Regions from separate parts of the Homo sapiens genome. Here region 1 is linked to region 2. A link is a loop called in an ENCODE intact Hi-C map of the cell type or tissue named here. Cell type or tissue: dorsolateral prefrontal cortex. All regions are shown on one strand. Links, peaks and the distances in the headings refer to the core of each region. The heading gives the core; the rest is flanking DNA.

The links. A loop is a pair of places that touch in the nucleus more often than their neighbours do. Peaks named below come from ENCODE experiments on the same cell type or tissue, not always from the same donor. Only the 100,000 strongest peaks of a DNase experiment are listed, where the experiment ranks them.
Region 1: a loop joins it to region 2, with 2.6 times the contacts of the local background. A loop is called at or near these places in 18 of 110 quality-filtered maps.

What each region holds. Positions count from the first base shown.
Region 1 is chr13:27,287,432-27,298,581 of GRCh38, forward strand. No RefSeq gene overlaps it. Among named protein-coding and RNA genes, the nearest start is that of RASL11A, 22 kb to the left of the region's middle. In dorsolateral prefrontal cortex, for the core only: no CTCF peak of the experiment used is centred there; no DNase peak of the experiment used is centred there; H3K27ac peaks cover 3,368 bases.
Region 2 is chr13:27,345,566-27,356,715 of GRCh38, forward strand. No RefSeq gene overlaps it. Among named protein-coding and RNA genes, the nearest start is that of GTF3A, 73 kb to the right of the region's middle. RefSeq lists an enhancer at 7,602-7,671. In dorsolateral prefrontal cortex, for the core only: no CTCF peak of the experiment used is centred there; no DNase peak of the experiment used is centred there; H3K4me3 peaks cover 761 bases; H3K27ac peaks cover 2,498 bases.

The DNA of each region.
Region 1 (11,150 bases), core at 1,199-9,198, 59 kb before region 2:
GTTTTGCCATGTTGCTCAGGCTGGTATCAGACTCCTGGACTCAAGCCATCTGCTCACCTTGGCCTCCCAAAGTGCTGGGATTATAGGCGCGAGTCACTGTCCCCGGCAATAATATAACTTTTAAAATGGAAAATCTAGTTTGTTAAGACTCTACTTTTCTCAATCCAAGGAATAGTTACACATACACACACACACGCACACAATATATGTACATATATGTATATATATCACATATATGATATATGTATATACGTATATATATCACATATATGATATATGTATATACGTATATATATCACATATATGATATATGTATATACGTATATATATCACATATATGATATATGTATATACGTATATATATCACATATATGATATATGTATATACGTATATATATCACATATATGATATATGTATATACGTATATATATCACATATATGATATATGTATATACGTATATATATCACATATATGATATATGTATATACGTATATATATCACATATATGATATATGTATATACGTATATATATCACATATATGATATATGTATATACGTATATATATCACATATATGATATATGTATATACGTATATATATCATATATATGATATATGTATATACGTATATATATCATATATATGATATATGTATATATATCATATATGTGTATATATATTATATATATACATACATATATATGTCTAGAAACCATTGCTATGCTTACTAAATGACACTACATAGGGCTGGCAGAGCATCATCATTGTCCATAACCAGTATCTGTTGATCTTGTGCCAGATGTTTAGCACATTTTCTACTTCATTACTGCTCAAACTCTAATCTTTGAATAATGACTCAATTTCTCTCTTGCAAGGGGCACGCAGTCCCTGCTGCAAAGGAGTTGCCTCTTCTTTAAAACTGGCGCATCATCAGTTGGTTAGGTTCCCTTTGGGTAGTCCCTTCAGGAAACTCTTGGTTTTCTTTCTGGTTTCTGTGTCAGGGCTCCTTGTCATAAGGAGGTGGGATAGAATTGGGAGGGGAAAGTCTCCATTGCCTGCTGCTTGGGACCCAGGCCATGAGTCTTGTAATTGCATCCGACCAATCTGACTCCACATTTATGTAACAAAGTTGTGAGTTGTTTTTCCAGGTTGAAGGTCATGTAACCTGAGCGTGCCCAGATAAACCAAGTGCGCAACCACAGGCAGGACCTAATTGCTCAGACCAAGGAACAGGGAATGAATTAAGAAGCAGAAACCTGGCCAGGTATGGTGGCTCATGCCTGTAATCCCAGCATTTTCGAAGGCTGAGGCAGGTGGATCACCTGAGGTCAGGAGTTCAAGACCAGCCTGGCCTGAACATAGTGAAACCCTGTCTCTACTAAAAATACAAAAATTAGCTGGGTGTGGTGGCATGCGCCTGTAATCCCAGCACTTTCAGAGGCTGAGGCAGGCGGATCGCCTGAGGTCAGGAGTTCAAGACCAGCCTGGCTTGAACATAGTGAAACCCTGTCTCTACTAAAAATACAAAAATTAGCTGGTCTTGGTGGCACGTGCCTGTAATCCCAGCTACTTGGGAGGCTGAGGCATGAGAATCGCTTGAACTCAGGAGGCAGAGACTGCAATGAGCTGAGATTGTGCCACTGCACTCCAGCATGGGTGACACAGTGAGACTCTGTCTCACTCTAAAAAAAAAAAAAAAGGAAGCAGAAACCAGACAGCAGGATCCAGGATCCAGTCAGATCATGCCTCATTACCCTCTAACTATCAGACCTGCCCCAACTCCCAGACTGGGGAGACAGACTTGAGGCTGACTCCTGTCTCCCTGTTTGGCAGCCTTGCAATAAACTACTCTTTCTACAGAAACTCGGTTCAGTGTTTGGCTTTCCAAAGTGTGTGGGCAAATGGGGCCAGTTCAGTTCAGTAACAGCCTTACCTGCTTATTTTTGGCAAATCCTAGCCTCTTTAAAAGAACACTTTAATTTTAAAATAAGTTTAGATTACAGAAGCATTCCCAAGATAGCACAGAGGCTTCTTGTGTGGTCTTCACTGAGCTTCTATTGTTATTATCTTATATAACCATGGTGCATTTAGTGAAACAATGCTATTGTGTTTGTTTTCTATGGCTGCTATAACAAATTACCACAGACATGGTGGCTTTGAATAACACAGATGTATTATCTCACACATCTGGAGGTCACAAGTCCAAAATGGGTCTCACTGGGCTTAAAGCAAGACGTCGGCCAGGTGCAGTGGCTCACACCTGTAATCCCAGCAATTTGGGAGGCTGAGGCAGGTGGATCACTTGAGCTCAGGAGTTCAAGACCAGCCTGGGCAACATGGCAAAACCCTGTCTCTACAAAAAATACAAAAATTAGCTGGGTGTGGTAGTGTGTGCCTGTGGTCCCAGCTACTTGGGAGTCTGAGGCAGGAAGATTGCTTGAGCCCAGGAGGTTGAGGCTACAGTGAGCCGTGATGGCGCTACTGCACTCCAGCCTGGGTGACAGAGTGAGACTCTGTCTCAAGAAAAAAATAAAAAATAAAAAATAAATAAAGATATCCCTATGGCTGTGTTCCCTCTGGTGCTCTAGGGGAGAATGTTTCCTTGTCATCTCCAGCTTCTAGAGGCTGCTTGTGTTCCTTGGCCTGGGGCCTCCTTCCACTTTTGTTTTCTTTTTCTTTTTTTTTTAGCTGCATTTATTTTACTTATGTAGTGAGGAAGAGCTTGCTGTGTTGCACAGGCTGCCCTCAAATTCCCCGGCTCAAATGATCCTCTCGCCTCAGCTTCCCAAGTAGGTGGGACTAAAGGCACATGCCACCTCACCTGGCTTACTAAACTCTATTTTTAAGAACAGTTTCAGGTTCACAGTAAAATTGAGTAGCAAGTACAGAGAGTTCCCATATATCCTCTGCCCCCACACATACATACACTCCCCCACTAGCAACATCCAGCAAGATTTGTGCAGGATGGTACATTTGTTACAATTGAGGAACCTACGCTGAGACATCATTATTAACCAAAGTTGACAGTTGACCTTAGGGTTCTGTCTTTTGTTTTGACAAATGTGTAAGGACCTGAATCCACAATTACAGTATCATACAGAATGATTTCACTGCCCTAAAAATCCTCTGTGCTCTACCTACACCTTGAACCCTTGGAAACCACTGATCTTCTTACTGTCTCTATAGTCTTGTTACCCACAGTGGGTGAGTTTGGCAGCTTAGTACTTGGCAGATTATCAACCCAATGACCATAACCAAGGAGGATTTAGCCAGGGAATTTTATTTCTTGTAACAAGTAAGGAGAATACCAGGAATAGTTCCCAAATCATTGTCTCCCCGGGGGGCTGGGTCAGATTTTGTAATCATAGGATAATGAGGTGTGACCTGATTGGATCTTGCAATGAGGTGATGCCAGGAGGCATAATATAATTGGGTCCTGCCATGGGGTAATGCCAGAGCTTGATCTGATTGGATCCTGGATCCTGCCAGGTGCTGTCCGCTTCTTAATTTGGTCCCCTCCCCTTGGTCCAAGCACTTAGGTTCCCCTTGTGGTTACACACTTGGTTCATCTGGGCATGCTCAGGTTACATGAGGGTCGATGGCAACTGAAAAGCAACTCACAACTTTATTACTTAAAAGTTGACCCAGGTGGGGCCAGTCCCAGTGGCTCACGCCTGTAATCCCAGCAGTTTGGGAGGCCGAGGCGGGTGGATCATCTGAGGTCAGGAGTTCAAGACCAGCCTGGCCAATATAGTGAAACCCTGTCTCTACTAAAAATACAAAAAAGTTAACTGGGCATGGTGGTGTGTGCCTGTAATCCCAGCTACTTGGGAGGCTGAGGCAGGAGAATCACTTGAACCCGGGAGACGGAGGTTGTAGTGAGCTGAGATTGTGCCATTGCACTCCAGCCTGGGCAACAAAGAGTGAAACTCCATTAAAAAAAAAAAAAAAAAGTTGACCCAGGTGGATCTGAAGCAGTTACGATTTTGCCTTTTCTGGAGTGTCATATAGTTGGAATCATAGGGTATGTAGCCTTTTCAGATTGGCTTCTTTCATTTGGCAATATGCATTTAAGGTTCCTCTGTGTCTTTTCATGGCTTAGTAGCTCATTTCTTTTTATTGCTGAGTAATATTCCATTGTCTGGATGTACCACAGTTTATCCATTTGTCAGTTCATGTACATTTGGGTTGTTTCTACTTGTTGGCTATTATGAATAATGCAGACAAATATGTACAAGTTTTTGTCTGGACATATGTGTTCTTACCTAGCAGTGTAATTGCTGGGTTATATAATAACTCTATTTTATAATAAACTGTAATGCTGGACTGCTTTCCAAAGCCGCTGCACTATTTTATTTTTTTATTTTATTATTATTATTATTTTTTGAGATGGAGTCTAGCTCTGTTGCTCAGGCTGGAGTGCAGTGGCACAGTCTCGGCTCACTACAAGCTCCGCCTCCCAGGTTCATGCCATTCTCCTGCCTCAGCCTCCCGAGTAACTGGGACTACAGGCGCCCGCCACCACGCCCGGCTAATTTTTTGTATTTTTAGTAGAGACGGGGTTTCATCGTGTTAGCCAGGATGGTCTCAATCTCCTGACTTCGTGATCCACCCACCTTGGCCTCCCAAAGTGCTGGGATTACAGGCGTGAGTCACCATGCCCGGCCGCCGCTGCACTATTTTATATTCCCACCAGCAATGTGTGAAGTCTCCAGTTTCTCCACATCCTTGTCAACACTTGTTATTATCTGTCTTTGGTTGTAGCGATCCTAGTGAGTGTGAAGTGATGTCTCATTGTGGTTTTGATAAGGGTCTAGTATCCAGAATGCTCTTTATAGCACTTTTTTGCTCTGTAGTGAAAGATCCAGTCACATACTGTATTCAATTGTCATGTCTTTTTAGTCATTTTTAATCTAGCTCTAATATTTTTAGATTCCTTTCCTCAAAGCCCAACATTTATTGGCAAAGGCATTTTTAGAAAATAATATACTTTAAGTAGCATTTTGAATTCTCAAAACAACCTACACGAACAGTATCCTTGGTCTTTCTGAGGTAGCACCTCACTCATTTTCTTGGCACAAACCACTCCTTTTGTTTTTCTTCATACTACAGAAGGGACACAGCATTTTACAAGCTTCCCTTTACAGTTCTTGAGTGCCTTGAAAGTGCCGAATCCTGCAAACAAACAAGAAGGAGGTGCCTGACCGACAGGATTAAACAAGAAGCCCCCTCTTTCTTCAAAAATCCAGCTGCCCCTGGCCGGGCACAATGGCTCACACCTGCAATTGCAGCACTTTGGAAGGCCAAGGCAGGAAGATTGCCTGAGCCCAGGGGTTGAAGACATCCTAGGCAATGTAGTGAGACTCCATCTCTACAAAAAAAAAAAAAAAGAAAGAAAAAAATTAGCCAGGAGTGGTGGTGTACACTTGTGGTCCCAGTTACTTAGGAGGCTGAGGTGGGAGGATTGCTTGAGCTGGGGAGGTTGAAGCTGCAGTGAGCAGTGATGGTGCCACTGCACTCCAGCCTGGGTGACAGAGCAAAAAAAAAAAAATCCAGCTGCCCTGGAAAACTGTTCAGTCCTCTCAGGGTATAGTTGGGCAGCCACAGTCCCCTCTTCATTGCCCCTCACCCTAGCATACTTTAGGCAGTCAATGATATTCCCTTGTGATTCTATTTTAGGGAGTCTTTCCATAGGCACTAATTCCCATGTTAGAGGCCATAGTGGAGTACACCATACATTTCCCTTGGTTTCCACCCATTGATGCTGGCAAGGCAGTATCAGCATGAGCAATCCTCTTCATCCTGTGAGTGGCATGAAACAAAATCACTCAACCAGTGACAGATTTAAATGTTCAAAAATAGGCAGTCATGTCACTTTCCCCCACACAAATGCAGACGCCCACTTAGAATGGCCAGAACAAGAGCTACCGAGATTCCAACTAGAAGACTACTTGTGCTGTTTATAGTCAAACAGCTTGTAATCGTCACTGCTTCCTTCCTCCCTCCATCCTTTCATCGGAAGGAAGAACCATCTGCCTCCCTCCTCATTCTTCCCCGCCTCTCCTTGATCTCTGCAGGTTGACTTTAAGCCTGTCGGAAGTGAAGAACAGAAGGCGAGGTGGAGAGTCTTCTCTCTTAGGCACATCAGCTTCTTGCCTACACATCTGGATGGTTGGCCCACTCTTTCCTGACGCAATGGTCTTTCTCTACATATCAGAACTTACCTACTCATTGATTGTAACTAGGTTTTGTCTTTCCTATTTCCTGGCTTTTATTCATCCTTCCACTTGGAATTTCATCTGCTCACCAAAGTCTTAGCCTGCGTGCAAAAGCAAACTCAAATGCCACTTCCTACAGGCAGCCTCCTCTGAAATCTTTGCTCCTCCCCCAGGACACCTAGCACATAGGAGTTGCTTGAGTATTACTTGTTGAATGAGTGAATGAAGGAAGGAAGAATGAAACTTTCATTGCCTCTGTTGCTTTATGTAACTCTTGTTAAAGTCACAGAGTATTAGAGTACAAGTGGTCCTGGGACATCCAGTCCACAGGAGGTGAGTTATTTTGTAAGTCAGGGTATGACAGCTGAAGGCTGTCACAGGTTGGTGGACTAAATTAATTTGAATTTTACATCTTCCTATTCTGTCTGTGCTGGGAAACTGGAGACAGAGATATGTATGCTTCGCAGGGCCCCTTGGCCCCGACTCTTCTATTTTATGCAGACAAGGATGTGGTCTTGCTGATGCTGAGTTTGTTCAGGAAACAGAAGTCTGATGTTTGCAAATATTTCTTTAAATGGAAGCATTAAGTGTAGAGGTTGTTTGTGTAAGTTCTTCCTGAGAAGTGTTGAGAGTTCAGGTATAACATGCCCATGGCAGATGACAAGATCAAGCTGCTCAGACTCAGCTAGACTCTACCTTGCACGCTCAGGGGCACAGGAAGCTGTACCCTCCTCCTGCCTCTCACCCTCAGTCCCTGTCCCCAGTCACCACACTGCTCTGCAGTGCTCAAGAAGCTATGCCGGATCATGCCCATGATTGTGCTAAGCTTCTGTAGCTGTGGATAATTATATTGGGCTTATAGCATGATGTGGAATAGATGCCAGAAATAAAGCCCTTGCCTTCTGTTATAGACTGAATTGTGTCCCCCTCCAGAATCACATTTTGGAGTCCTAACCCCCAGCACCTCAGAATGTGACTGTGTTTGGAGACTGGGTCTTTAAAGAGGTACATGAATTAAAATGAGGTCATTAAGGCAGACCCTTATCCAATACCACTAGTGTCCTTATAAGAAGAGGAGGTTTAGACACAGAGATATGCAGAGGGAAGATGGTGTGAAGACACAGGGAAAAGGGGGATATCTACAAGCCAAAGAGAGAGGCCTTGGGAGAAGAAACTCTGCCGGCATGTTCATCTTGGACTTCCAGCCCCCAGAGCTGTGAGAAAATAAATGTCTGTTGTTTAAGCCTCCCAGGCTATGGTACTTTGTAATGGCAGCCCCAGCCAGTTGATACTCCTTTGATGAGGTTTGTTGTGGAGAAATACATACATGGCTCATCCCCTCTCTAATGCTGGAAGGCATCGTGCACAAACCCATGCCTCCAGATCATAATCTGCACTCCAAGGAGGACCTGGGGCTGTTCTCTTTCCTTATGGAAGGGATGCAAATGTCCATCTCGAAGTGACTCTTTCCACTTTGAAACAAAGAGGAGCTGGAAGAATTTTGCCATTAAACTTTTAATAATAGTCATGTGTCTTCCTTAGGTATTTTTATATTTGCTTGTACCTTTGTTCAATAGAAAATGACAAATGCATGACTCTCCAGGCCCACCCACTCAACTCCCACGTTCCCAGCTGATTCAGTGTTCTCTGATCCACTGTCTCCGCTGGCTTGTCTCATCACTCCAACATAGGTGCTCACGTGCACACGCTTTGCCACTTCCAAGGGCATGGGAAGAGGTGAGGAATGAATTGCCAGTGTTGGGGTCTGGGCTCATCCACCCGCTGATGGCACGGCCATCCCTAGAGGCAAAAGGAGTCTCAGGCTGGTCATCACACTTGGCATTCTGGAGTGTTCAAACATTTTTCATGAATGCTAACTCATTTAGTCATCAAAGAACCCTGCGATTTAGGCAGAGTGAAGCTATTATTTTCATTTTCAGGAGGAAACTGGGGCTCAGAAAGATGAGGTGCCACGTGCAGGGTCTCATAGTAAGGATGAGGGAGCACAGAGATGAGAGCCTTCTTTCAGTCACCACTCCTACGCTCTCCCAAGCCTTGGGCAAACATTAAGAACTCTGTGCCCTTGGTTGTCCCGTCACCAGCATTAAACTGGCTTATCTGGTGACATAGTAAGATTTTGACAGCAACCACTTATGCAGTGCTGATGATGATCCAGGCACCTTTCTATGTAAATGCTGTACATGGATTCACATCTAACACCCTTATGACGTTAAGTCCTGTTATTGTCACCTGCACTTTACAGATGCAGAGACTGAGGTGTGGAGAAGTTATATCGCTGGCCCAAGATTACACAGCTGTCAAGAGGCAGACTCAACCTTCACACCCAGGCAGTCTGGCTGCAGGCTCTGCTCTCTTTGCTACTATGCCATAACTGCCCCTCACTGAGAGGCCTCTGTCTGTGGTCAGGATGGTCAAGACCACATGGAGGCCAGGAAGGTTGTTACCTGCCACAGGGACAGAACCATTGTGTCCTTCCAAAATTCATAATTCAAAACCTTCCCCACTAATGTGATGGTATTGGGAGGTGGGGCCTTTAGAGGTGATTAGAATTAGATGGGGTCCTGAGGGTGGGGCCCTCATAGCGGGATTGGTGTCCTTATAGGAAGGGACACCAGAGAGCTGGCTTCCTCTCTTTGCCCCGTGAGGACACGGTGAGGAGGTATAATCCAGGAAACAGGAGGAAGACCCTCCCCAGACATCGAATCTGCCAGAGCCTTGAGCTTGGATGTCCCAGTAACCAGAATGGCAAGAAACTACTGTTATGTAAGCCGCCTGGTCTGTTGTGTTTTGTTATAGCAGCCGGGCTGACTAAGACGACTGCCATCCCCCCCCACCAAGTGAGCACTCTGTGCCCCAAATCAAGCCCTGGAATGCCCCGAAGTCTGAGCTCCCTGGAGCCCGAGCTCCTATCCCTCCAGCTAGCATCAGCGGTTCCTGGTGTCCCTCCATCTGGTTTGGCTTCACATTCCCAGCAAAGCGGTCCAAACTAGGTCAGTAACAGCAGGAGCGGGTGGCCTGTGCTTCCTGCATCCTCCTGCTCCCTGAGCAATCTGGTCCAGTGGCTGAGAACAGTATCTCCTCAGGCTGCCGCAAAGCCCTGCTGAGGAGGACAGTGATTCAGGCTGAGTGTGTCTTAATGGTTCTGTCTGCTCCTTCTTTGCATGTATCAGAGCCTGCTGCTCCGAAGAGGTTTTCAAGCTCACGGAAACAATGGGGCTGGCAGTTTTCAGTACAGAACTTGTGCTCACCAGAGGGGAAAGGGCTCTTAGGGCAGTGAGAACCCAGGGTATGCCAGGGGAGCTTCCAACAGCAGAGAGAAAGACCTTGGATATTTGTAGCCTCAGCTCCTCACCGGCTGTATGACCCTGGAGAGTATAGTCATCACAGTAGCACTTATGGGCCACTTGTTATGAATCAGGCCCTTTGCTAAGCATTTTACATATATGGTCTCATTCAATCCTCACAACGACCTGGGGAGAGCGCCTCATTTTATGGATAAGGATATTGAGGTCCAGGGACAAGGAGGCTGAGTTATTTGCTCAAGGTCATACATTTAGTAAACAGCTAGGATTTGATCAAGATTGTTCCTTGTTCTCTCTCTCCTTTCCTCCCTCCCATCCTCCCTATCTCTCTCTCCTTTCTTTCCTCTTTCTCTTCCTTCCACTCAACAAATATTTGTAGCATCTGTCTGACGCTATGCCAACGGGGAGGTACAGTAGTGAACACGACATTTTGGTCCCCACCTGAGGCTAACTACGCTCTGTTGTCTCCCAAGCCATTTAAGCCTTTTCCTGCCAAGCCCCACATGGAGAAAGCGACCCCTGTGAGGCCCCCACTGGGGTTCAGAAAGCAATACCCCAAAGTCTGGCACTTTGATATGCGGAGAGGACTTAGAAGCTGCCCAAGAATCAAGGTCCCTGTAACCTTACCTTGTCCTCTTCCCCCTACCTACATCAAGTGCAGAGAAGAGCTCTCTGAAATTTCCTTATCTGGCCAATAAAGCTTCTTTCCAAAGGATATGAAATTGTTTTAAGACCTCCTGCCTAGGGATCCCATCAAGTAACCAGGAAAAATAAACTGAAAGAGAAGAGGCTGGGTGTTATCAACACACCCAGACAGATTTTTCATCTATTCCTTTGAGGCCAGCTCCAAGAGATGACTTGGGAGATTTTGTCTGCATAAGACACCTTTTGTTCCTGTGCAGCCCCATCCCTCACCTTCCCTAATGCCTGCCTCCCACCTCCCAGGTCCTTAAGTCTCTTCCCTATGAAGAGAGTACTTAGGCCTCAACCATCCGGCCCTCTTTGAGTTCATATTGTGTATGACTCCTGTGGGCACACATGCATGTAAATACATTTTACATGCCTGTTTCCTGTTAATCACCTTTTGTCAGTTGATTTTTCAGCAAACCTTCAGAGAACAAAGGAAAATTTTCCCTTTGCTCCCACAACCCAATGGTCTTCCCTTGGCTTTTAGGTGCATTCAGAAGTGGGAATATTGAGACTGAGAAGCATTAAGTATCTGGGCACTTGGGTACACCTGTTTGAAGCTTGGGGCAAAGTTGGGGAATCAACCTTTGGGAGTGAATGAGTTTGTCCAAAATGAAGTGTGTAGTGGGAGGACAAGAAGGGGGATGAACCAAGGGTAGAACCAGGATGGGTGGCAAGGCTGTGGGAATTAATGGATGGGTGAAGAAGAGAAAGCCTATGACAGGGCTATGAAGGAACATCAGAGAGGTGAGGGAAGAACCAGAAGAGAGCATTGTCCTAGAAGTCAGGGAAGGCGTGAGTGCCAAGTTATGGGGTGTGGTCAACAGGATTACGTGGCAGCCCGATAGTTTAGCCTTCTTCAGCGACATTTGTTTTTTTCTAATACACAGAATTCCTCCTCCTATTTCTTTTGAATTCCTT
Region 2 (11,150 bases), core at 2,194-10,193:
AAGAGTTCCATCCCCCAGTTCCTGTTTAATGGAATGTTGCTTATTTTGTGTTTGTTCGATGTTTTCTCGTGATTAGATTGAGGCTGTGCATTCGCCATGGGAGACTGCATAGGTGACGCTGGTGTCCTCAAGCCACCACGTCCGGAGGCACATGATATCCATGCGACCCTCGATGGTGGTCATTTTCATCATCTAGACACTGTGTTGCCTGACTTATCCACTGTATAATGACTATTTTAAAACAAAATGTCTTTTTTTTTTCTTTGAGACAGCCTCGCTCTATTGTCCAGGCTGGAGTGCAGTGGGACAATCATAGCTCTCTGCAGCCTTGATCTCCCAGGTTCAAGTGATCTTCCTGCCTCAGCCTCCCAAGTAGCTGAGACTACAGGTATGCACCACCATGCCCAGACAATTTTTTTACTTTTTGTAGAGACAAGGTCTTGTTTTGTTGGCCAGGCTGCTCTGGAACTCCTGGATTCAAGCAATCCTCCTGCCTCAGTCTCCCAAAGTGTTGGAATTACAAGTGTGAGCCACGGCACCTGGCCAAAATGTCTTTTTGAATGTTCATATATTTGTGGTGTAACAAGTAATTTCCCAAGCACACACACACAACCATACACACACACACACACACACACACAATTTCATCTTCCAATAAAGTTTCTTCTTTGCAGTGCCACACACGCATGAACTCTGAGGTCTTCAAATTCTACATGGGCAGTGCTGGCTTTCCGAGGACAGAATCCTCTCAAATAGGTTTCATTACGAGGGGATTTAGGATATTAATGTACGTATAAAAACACTATGCCATTTGAAGAAATTGATTATAAGCTAAGTCATGCCTTAGAGTTGGTTTTCCAATCTTCTAAGAGCAGGCAGCCTCCAACTTCAGAATCATAAATTTAGGTTATAATCAAGAAGCTGCCAGGCCCCCGCCTGGCATGGTGGCTCACATCTATAATCCCAGTTCTTTGGGAGGCCGAGGTGGGAGGATTGCTTGAGGCCAGGAGTTTGAGATCAGCCTCGGCAACATAGCGAGACCCTGTCTCTATGAGAAATTTTGAAAGCTACCCAGGTGTAATGGCACATGCCTGTAGTTTTAGCTACTCAGGAGGCTGAGGTGGGAGGGTTGCTTGAGTCTGGGAGGTTGAGGCTGCAGAGAGCTATGATTGCCCCACTGCACTCCAGCCTAGGCAGCAGAGCAAGACCCTATCTTTAAATAAATAAATAAATAAACAAATAAATAGAAGGTGCCACGAACCTCAACTGGTTGCTGGATCACACTGTACCTGCTACAGTCCACATGGACACTCAGGAGGCTAGTGACCAGATGCTGGGCATGAGGCAGCCTCTGCTCATCTGCCACAGAAAAAGCTCAAGACCCCCAGGGGCAAACTGGCCTGCGGGCAGAGCAGGTACAGAAGGGCAGCCTCCACCTAACCACTACCAAACCGAGATCACTCTCACAGCCCTGGCTGCGCTGGGTCTAGGAACTGCAGTCTGTTGGTTCCAGCTTGTGCTGTCCTGGGAGGGACACTCGGAGGAAGGCGGAGTGGGTGTTGAGGGCTGACCCATCCCATCCACCTTGCCTCCCCAGGCTTCCTACAATGAAGCAGCAATCCTCCTAAGAATTCAGACACTCCCCCGTCCCACACTCTCTTCCCCTCAAGCAAACCAAAGAAGGCTTCTCTTTTGTAGTGAAAATGCTGCATATCAGAGGACAGCTGGCTTTGAGACCATCCACGCTACAGCTAAGACTCGAGGGGCTGCTTCACTCTGGATCTCCACGCATAGCTTTCGATTCTGTGCCCCTCTATAAACATATTGTTTGGAGCATAAAGCTAATAGGAAAACCAATTACTGTGGTCAGTTGCTGAAACATCTCTTTAGAGAATGATGCTGACTCAGTGGGCTAGCAGTTACAGTGCAATCAAAGATAGAGCCAAGGAGGGTGGGCGGCATTTGGCTCAGAATCAAAGTCAGCGTTGGGGATGGGTCACAGCTGCAGAGGCGTTTCTGGGGCACTGGAATAGACCGCTCAAAACCGTGGGAGTTGTGGGGGCAAGAGGGGACCAATGGACCAGGCAGGGAGCGGGCACGAAAGCCACCGCCAACAAATCACCAAGGCACCTGCTTTCTTCTTCTTTCTTCTTCTTTCTTCTTCTTCCTTCTTCTTTCTCTTCCTCTTCTTCTTTCTTCCTCTTCTTTTTTTTTTTTTCCTGAGACAGAGTCTCACTCTGTCGCCCAGGCTGGAGTACAGTGGCACAATCTTGGCTCACTGCAACCTCTGCCTCCCAGGTTCAAGTGATTCTCCTGCCTCAGCCTCCTGAGTAGCTGGGGTTACAGGCACCTGTTGCCACACCCGGCTACCTCTTCCACTTTTCACCAGTCAGCGAGCCACACCGCATCATTTGCCTGAGTGTCAGTGAGAAAGAGATCCATACCGACCATGTAGACTACAGCTGTCCATTGGCAGCCGCCCACAGCTCCATTTCGGCACAGTCCTCAATACTCACCATTTTCTTTCTTTCCGTGTGTGTGTGTGTGTGTGTGTGTGTATGTATGTCTGTCAGGGTCTCGCTCTGTTGCCCAGGCTGGAGTGCAGTGGTGTGATCATAGCTCACTGTAGCCTTGAACTCCTGGGCTCAAGCCACCCTCCCACCTCACCTCAGCCTCCCAAGTATCTGGGACTACAAGTGCATGTCACCACACCCAGCTGGCTTATTCTTTTGAAGTTCCTCTAACCATAGCCTTCAGTGGTTTGGGGTGGGGGTCAATGGGGCATGGATAGTGCCCTGTGAAAGAACTGCTGTTGAGCTCCTTCATTCCCTGAGCGGTGAGGGGAGGTGGCAGCTGAGGATGACACTCAGGCATGTAGTTTGGGAGACTGGCAGACGAGCAGGTTTTAGTGGGGCAGAGTCTAGTTTAGCTTTAAACAGATCGTGTGTGAGGTGACTAGGGGACATGCCCAGGAACAATGATACCTACAAGCCTGCAACTTGAGACAGGTCTGAGTTAGGTACAGTGATGGGGAGTCACTAGCAGTAAGGTTCTGGTTTTTAGAAAGGATGAAGTGGATCACAATGTTACCATGGCAACAGGCAGTTGAGCTCGTTTTGGGGATGGAGGGTGAGGCAGGGCAAGTCCGTGAGTTCCATTTGATGGCTACCTTCTGGGGAAGTGAGCTCTAATCTCGGCTTTGCCACTTGATTGAGCCACGTACCTTCACAGCCTGTAAAGTGTATGTGAGGCCAAATTGTAAGCAATGCAAAGACAAGGGATGACTATTGTTACTGACTTTGGACATATATAGTTCTATCTAACACCAAATGTACTAGAAGTGGGTAATACATATTAAGTATAAAAAATTAATTAAAAAATTAGCCGAGCATGGTGGTGTGAACCTGGAGTCCTAGCTACTCTGGAGGCTGAGGTGGGAGGATCGCTTGAGCCTGGGTGGCGGAGGTAGCAGTGAGCCGAGATTGTACCACTGCACTCCAGTCAGGGTGACTGAGACCCTGTATCCAAAATAAAATAAGATGCAAAATTAAATTAATTTTAAAAATTACATCCAGGTGCCATGGCTCATGCCTGTAATCTCAACACTTTGGGAGGCCAAGGTGGGAGGATCACTTGAGACTAGGAGTTCAAGACCAGCCTGGGCAACATAGGGAGATAGGGAGACACCTGTCCCTACCAAAAAAAAAAAAAAAAAGCTAAAACAAAAAAACAATTCGCCAGATGTGGTAGCATGCACCCATAGTCCCAGCTACTTGGGAGGCTGAGGTGGGAGGATCACTTGAACCCAAGAGTTGGAGGTTGTAGTGAGCCGTGATGGTACCACCGCACTCCAGCTTGGGTGACAGAACAAGACCCTATCTCTAAACAACAACAAAAATTACAAACAGGCCAGGTGTGGTAGCTCACGCTTGTAATCTCAACACTTTGGGAGGCCAAGGTGGGAGGATCCCTTGAGCCCAGGAGTTCAAGACCAGCCTGGCCAACATAGCTTCTCAGGAATGCTGGATTGCTTGGTCACAAGTAACCGGCACTGAAAATTCTGAAAAATAAGGCTGAGTCAGTGTTGGCTCCTAGCTGCTTGAAGTTCTTATCTAGGGAAAAGCTACTGCAGTAATTATTTTCAAGAAGCAGAAGGGAAAAAGGAAATGAATAATTAGGAGGAATTGAAGAGATGCAATTTTCTCTTTGCTCAAAGCTGGCGGATCAAGATGCCTCTTTACTGAGAGGATTTTCTTCCTGTTTAATTTGCTTTTCTACTCCTCCTGAGTGAGTAGAAAAGAGAAGTTATTAGGGGATGGGAAAAATAAACAGGGGAACAAGAGCGAAAAGAGGAAAAGAATGAAATCATGTTTCTATAGAAAAGGCAAGTTACTGCTATTCTATCAGAAAAATAAAATGGAAAGAAATCACCAAAATCAACATGTAAATTTTGAGGAATGGGTGAAGATAGATTCATAATCCTTTTGGGAACCCCAGTGTCACAAGGGAAGCGTGTCTGTGCCTGTGCCTCAGTGAGAGCCCAGTCTCCTAGGTCCCCAGAGTGTGGCCTTCTCCCTCTGTCTCCATGCACTTCTCCTAATCTGAGCGTAGGACCAGTTAGCAAACAATTGCAATCCACTCCTCTTTGGCTTAAAGCTCATAAGTAGTTCCCTTTCACTGCCTTCCCTGGCCAGGCACTGGCTGGGCACCTTCCATTTGTCTAAGTGCCAGCTCGAGCCTCCACAGCACGGAGGGCTTCCAGGCTGGCCTGCAGGAGTACTGAAGCACCCTGCATAGACTCTCTTTGTGGGAGACACTGGAGAAAGGGCTCCCTAAAGGAAAGAGAGCTGTTGAAGTTTGGTGCCAGGGCTCAGAGCTTCTGCGAAGCTGACCTAGGGGGTGCCTGGTACTGAAGACAGAGCACTCCATGCTCCCTATCAGGGCACTTAGACGTTGGGTTGTAACCGTCCCCTCCTAGCCTGTGAGCTCAAGTCCCTCACTGTGCTCACTGCTGTACCCCTGGCATGAAGCACAAAGCCTCAAAGAGTGGGTGCTGAACACGCATGGGCTGGACAAGTGGATGAATGGGCTGGGTGACAGAAGAGGCAGCATTCTAAGAGCTGCTGGGCTGGACAAGCGGATGAATGTGCTGGGTGACGGAAGAGGCAGCGTTCTAAGAGCCGCTGGTGTATCTAGAGTTTGTTCCTTCTGGTGGGTTCTTGGTCTCGGTGACTTCAAGAATGAAGCCATGAACCCTTCGCGGTGAGTGTTAAACCCTTAAAGGTGGTACAAACCCAGAATAAGCAGCAGCAAGATTTATTGTGAAGAGCAAAAGAACAAAGACTTCACAGCCTGAAACGGAACTGGAGCAGTTTGCAATGCTGGCTGCGGTGGCCAGCTTTTATTCCCTTATTTGTCCCCGCCCACATCCTGCTGATTGGTCCATTTTACAGAGTGCTGATTGGTCCATTTTACAGAGTGCTGATTGGTGCATTTACAATCTTCTAGCTAGACACAGAGCGCTGATTGGTGCGTTTTTACAGAGTGCTGATTGGTGCATTTACAATCCTTTAGCTAGACACAGAGCACTGATTGGTGCATTTACAATCCTCTACTAGACAGAAAAGTTCTCCAAGTACCCACTAGACCCAGGAAGTCCAGGTGGCTTCACCTCTCACTGGCACCTTTGTCACTCTACTGCCATCCTGAACCCAGCCTGAGCAGGGGAGGGCACAATGATATGGCCAATGGGAATGGAAAGAACAGCTCCTGGGGGGTCAGCAGGTTCCACAGTGTGGGAGGTGGCACCCATGTCCTCAACAGCACTGGATCTTTGGGTTTCTCCCATGGCTTCAGTTTTGTGAACCCCGGAGGCTTTGGGCAAGTATTACTGGCCTTGTCTTCCCATCCCACAAAAGTAAGCTGGGCAGAAGGGGAGGAAATAGCAAACCCTGGGCCAAAGCTGGGGTGCTGTTCATGAGGATGTGAGGGTCCCTGCCAGGGGATGACCAGCGACTGGAGAAGAATTTGATGAGGAAAGAAGGCCCACATTGACCAATAAGGAAATGCTGAGAGTTATTGTTCTGGGGAGCTTCAAATAAAGTCCAGTGGGGGCATGGCCTGGGAACACAGTTCAAACATAATAATATCTGATTTCTTTGTTTCTTTCTTTCTCTCTCTCTTTCTTTTCCTTCCTTCCTTCCTTCCTTCCTTCCTTCCTTCCTTCCTTCCTTCCTTCCTTCTTTTCTTCCTTCCCTCCTTCTCTTTCTTTTTTTTTTGAGACAGGGTATTGCTCTGTCTCTCCCAGGCTAGAGTGCAGTGGCATAACCACAACTCATTGAACTCATTTCAGCCCCCACCTCCTGGGCTCAATCAATCCTCCCACCTCAGCCTCCGAAGTAGCTGGGACTAGGGGCAAAAGCCACCATGTAGGGCTAATTTTTTATAGTTTTTGTAGATACAGGGTCTCTCTATGTTGCCCAGGCTGGTCTCAAACTCCTGACCTCAAGTGATCATCCTGCCTTGGCCTCCCAAAGTGTTGGAATTATAGGCATGAGCCACTGTGCCTGGCAATTATCTCTAATTTGTAAAACCACCTTGCAAGGTAGGTGCCCTTTGTCACCCTCAATTTGCTATGAGGAACTGAAGTCTGAGAAGCTCGGGTTGCTTGCCCTGGTCGCAAGGCTGGTGAGCGGGGAGCTGAGCCTCACGCACAGGCTGCCTCTCCGTGATGGAGGCAGCCATACCCATGGAGGTCACGCCCTGGAACAGAAACCCAGCCTTGCCCAGTCCATGACATTTGTTTTGTGAAAGCAGATGCTGTGGCATTGCCCTGGCATTGCATCCTTTGGGCAAAGTCTCAGTCAAAGGAGAGAACGTTGTAGTAAAGAAAGCAAGACAGAGCTTTCAACTCTCAGGCCTGGAAAAGCCTGCGCCAGGTTCCTCCTGTGCATAGAAACAGGGAGGCAAAGGAATGAGTTGAGTAATAAGCTCAAGGCTTCAGGTATTACAAACAGAAGCAATAAAATTGACGCTTGGCTGAGTTATCAGGAGGCAAAGAGGCAAAAATCCAATTTAAAAGATTATGCCAAATGGAATAAATCCAAAGTAATGGGATTGCTGAGCCTTAGCTGCCATAAAGGGAAACCATAGCATGTCTTGGTTTACAAAAAAAATAATACGGAGGATAAACACAAGCTGATTTAGTGTTTGGACTTAGTGTTTGGGGAAATCGTTACTATTTTTCCAGAGAGGGCTATAGTCAAGGACTGTGCCTGCAGTGCAATGCATTCAATAAATATTTACGGAGAGTCCTCAGGCCTCAAGTGTTCTCGATGCACCCGAGCCAGTGGCGTGCTGTGTGTGCGTCTGGGGGTGCTGTGTGTGCGTCTGGGGGTGCTGTGTGTGTGTGTCTGGGGTGCTGTGTGTGTCTGGGGGTGCTGTGTGTGCGTCTGGGGTGCTGTATGTGTCTGGGGGTGCTGTGTGTGCATCTGGGACCGGGCGCCACTCTTCTTCATATGGTGCTGCCTGAAACCCCACATCAGGTTTGTGGGATTTAGGAGGACTGGGGTGAACGAGATGTCTCTCATGGGAAGATGTGGATTTGGGAGGCACCACCCCAGCAGAGAGGTCTTTCGTGCCCTTAGAGGGGCCTTCAGCTGGAGGGAGGAAAGCTGGAGTCACTGCAAGAGAATCTCAAACACCATGACTCACGTTTGATTATACTAAAAGAGAAACTGCTTTGCAGGTCTGCTTAAAGATCTCATTGTGTTCCGCATAAGCAGTTTCGTTCTGAGGTGACCGAGATTTTGTAAGGCACAGTTCTTTTCAGTCATTAGTCTGCAGCACCCAGGATAGCCTCATCTCAGCTGTGGAACAGAGACCAAATGTTCAGACGCAGGCACCAGAAAGGGTGGTTCAGAAACGAGGTAAGAACAGCTCTGGCTCTGAGCGCTGTGAAGCACTCTGCTAAGCGCTTTATGCACTGTCTTTGTGTAGCTACTAAAAGTACCTCATCTGACAGATTCGAAGGCTGAAGCTCAGACAGATTCAGTAACTTGCCCAAGGCCACACAGCCAATGATTAGCAGAGCAGGGATAGCAGTACTTGACCCCTCTGCTGTCTGGTCTCTCCTAAAGGGGGAGACTTTAAAGCTAGATAATCGGGGGAACAATTCAGCGAAACAAGTAGGGGTTTGTGCTAGTAAAGGCCACATCCAATTCTGGAGTTTTCTTCTCCTTTGTTTTCTGCTTATTCAGAGAAGAAGATAGTACAGACCTGACTGCAATTTCCCCACGCTCAAACAGTGTCTGTTACACACAACAAAAGCCTCAGTCTATGCAGATCAGGATCACTGACAGAGAATGTCCAGATGTGTGACAAGACAGAGACACAACCATAAAAGTGACATAGTGTCTCAGTAATGGTTTATATAAGAAGCACAGAGGATATCATGTACAAAGAGGGATTTCTATTTGTCTCTTAAAACAAAAAAATTAGTAGTCCAGAGGAAGGAGACTCCCATGCCCTGTGACCCTGGTTGATAAAAAGAGCCGGTTGAATCAAGGTGCATGGGCAGATCTTGGTCCTGCTCAGAGCAGCCCTCCAGGCTGCTGCGCCCCACAGCCAGGCAAGCATTCTGCCCACTCACTGCTGCCGTCTCCCCGGCACCAGAAAGAACCAGCACAAAGAACTTTCCAACTTTTTGAGGATGGGCAGATAGGGAAAAGGAGTATCCCTTATGCTCTCCACTCCTTTTCCCTAACATCCTCATATCACTCTCCTCGGAGTTGTCACCATGAAATTCATTCATTCATTCCTTCATGCTTTGATTTGTTCCTTCCTGCATCCAGCCCCTGTCTATTCATGACTCAACATTCATGCAGCATTTAGTCTGTCAGATGCCATGCTCAGCCCTAGAGTTATAAAAATGAATAAAATGCAATGAGAGAGCATCTTACACCAGTCAGAATGGCTATTATTAAAAAGTAAAAAAACAACAGATGTTGGTGAAGATGTGGAGAAAGGGAACCCTGCTGGTGGGAACGTAAATTAGTTCATTCACTGTGGAAAACAGTATGGCAATTGCTCAAAGAACTAAAAATAGAGCTACCGTTCCACCCAGCAGTCCCACTACCGGGCATCTGCCCAAAGGAAAATAACTCATTATATCAAAAACATATCTGCACTCATATGTTTATTCCAGCACTATTCACAATAGCAAAGATAGGGAATCAACCTAAGTGTTCATCAACGGGGCATTATTTTAAAAATGTGGTATATATACATCATGGAATGCTACTTGCCCTTAAAAAAATAAAATTAAGGCTGGGCACAGTGGCTCACACCTGTAATCCCAGCACTTTGGGAGGCTGAGGCAGGAGGATCACTTGAGGTCAGGAGTTCCAGACCAGCCTGGCCAACATGGTGGAACCCCGTCTCTATTAAAAGTACAAAAATTAGCCGGGCATGGTGGGCGCCTGTAATCCCAGCTACTTCGGAGGCTGAGGCAGGTGAATCGCATGAACCTGGGAGGTGGAGGTTGCAGTGAGCCGAGATCACACCACTGCACTCCAGCCAGGGCAACAGAGTGAGACTTTGTCTCAGAATAAATAAATAAATAAATAAATAAATAAATAAATAAATAAATAAATAAATAAATAAAATAATGTCTTTTGTAGCAACAGTGATGGAACTGGAGGCCATTATCCTAAGTGAAATGACTCAGAAAGTTAAATACTGCATATTGTCACTTACAAGTGGGAGCTATACAATGGATACCTATGGACAAGCAGAGTGGAAAAATAGACAGGAAATGCCAAAAGGTGGGGAAGTGGGAGTGGGGTGAGGGTTGAAAAAATTACCTATTGAGTACAGTGTTCACTGTTCGGGTGATGGGTGCACTCAAAGCCCAGACTTCACCACAGCGAACTATGTGCCTGTAAGAAGCCTGCACTTGTATCCCCTAAATATTTACAAATGAAAATTTAAAACTGAATAAAACACAATCCCAGTCCTCAAGCTACTAATTGTCTAGAAATGAGATTGACGCATTAAAGGGTCTATGGAGGCTCCCTGCCTAGGGGCTGGGCTGGGCTGGCAGGGCCCTGGGAGGACTTCAGGGAAGAGAAACTTCAGCTGGATCTAAAAGGGAAATGGGAGCTGCCCCAGGTGGAGGACTGCAGGGCAGGAAGGCAGTTTTCAGTCTGAGGGAGCAGCCAGTGTAAACTGCACAGACAAGAAATCTCAGGCCCTTGGGTGGTCCAGTAATCCTCTGGCAACCCCGTGCTTCCAGATCGCCCCACTGCTGATCAAGCCAAAATCTACCATGGGATTATTCTTCTTCCAGACCGGTTCCCACCATGTCACTCTTCTGTTCCAACCTTTCGTGGCTTGAGATAAAAACCCCAATGTTTTGATTGGTGCCCAGGCACTGTGCAACCTGATCCCCACCTACTGCTGGGCAGATTTCTGCTACTACCCTTTAACCAGCACAAGCCTCTGAAAACTCTCAGCCAGGGATTGGAAACTGAAAGCCTCGGAACTCCAGGCGCTGGAAAGGTGGGAGGTGCAGAGTGGATGACAGCAGGACACATATGACAGCAGACTGCTGAGCTGCTCTGTGTGAGGACGCAGGGCTGTCCTGGAGCCTGTCCTAGGTTTGGTCCTGCTCCCAGGCCTTTGTCCAGCGCGCACCTGACATGGCCTCCTCTCCTATCCATTTCCTTTCCTCTCTTCCACATTTGCCTCCCATGGAGACTTCCTAAAATACTTCTGGAAACAAACGCTCTCCTCCTTTCACACTAAAAAACAAATCTGTCTAAAACCAGGTTTATCTTCCTTTTTGAAACTAGCTCCTTCTCGGTTTTTCTGTCTCTGGGCATGGTCCTGCTATTCTTCCAGTCACTGAGGTCTAAAAACACACATTCCTCCTGTCTTGCCATCACCCTCAAACCCTGTATGTGCAAAGCATAAAACTGCAGGCCATAGTAGTTGGAAGGGACTTTGGATATTGTCTAATTTACTGGCCACAAATCCAGGCATCTCCTTTAGAGCAACCTTTATAGCAATCAGATCTCTGACCAATGATCTTCCAGATTATTTTTCATTCTTCTCTAATTGCTTAAAAATTATTTATATTGAATGAAAAT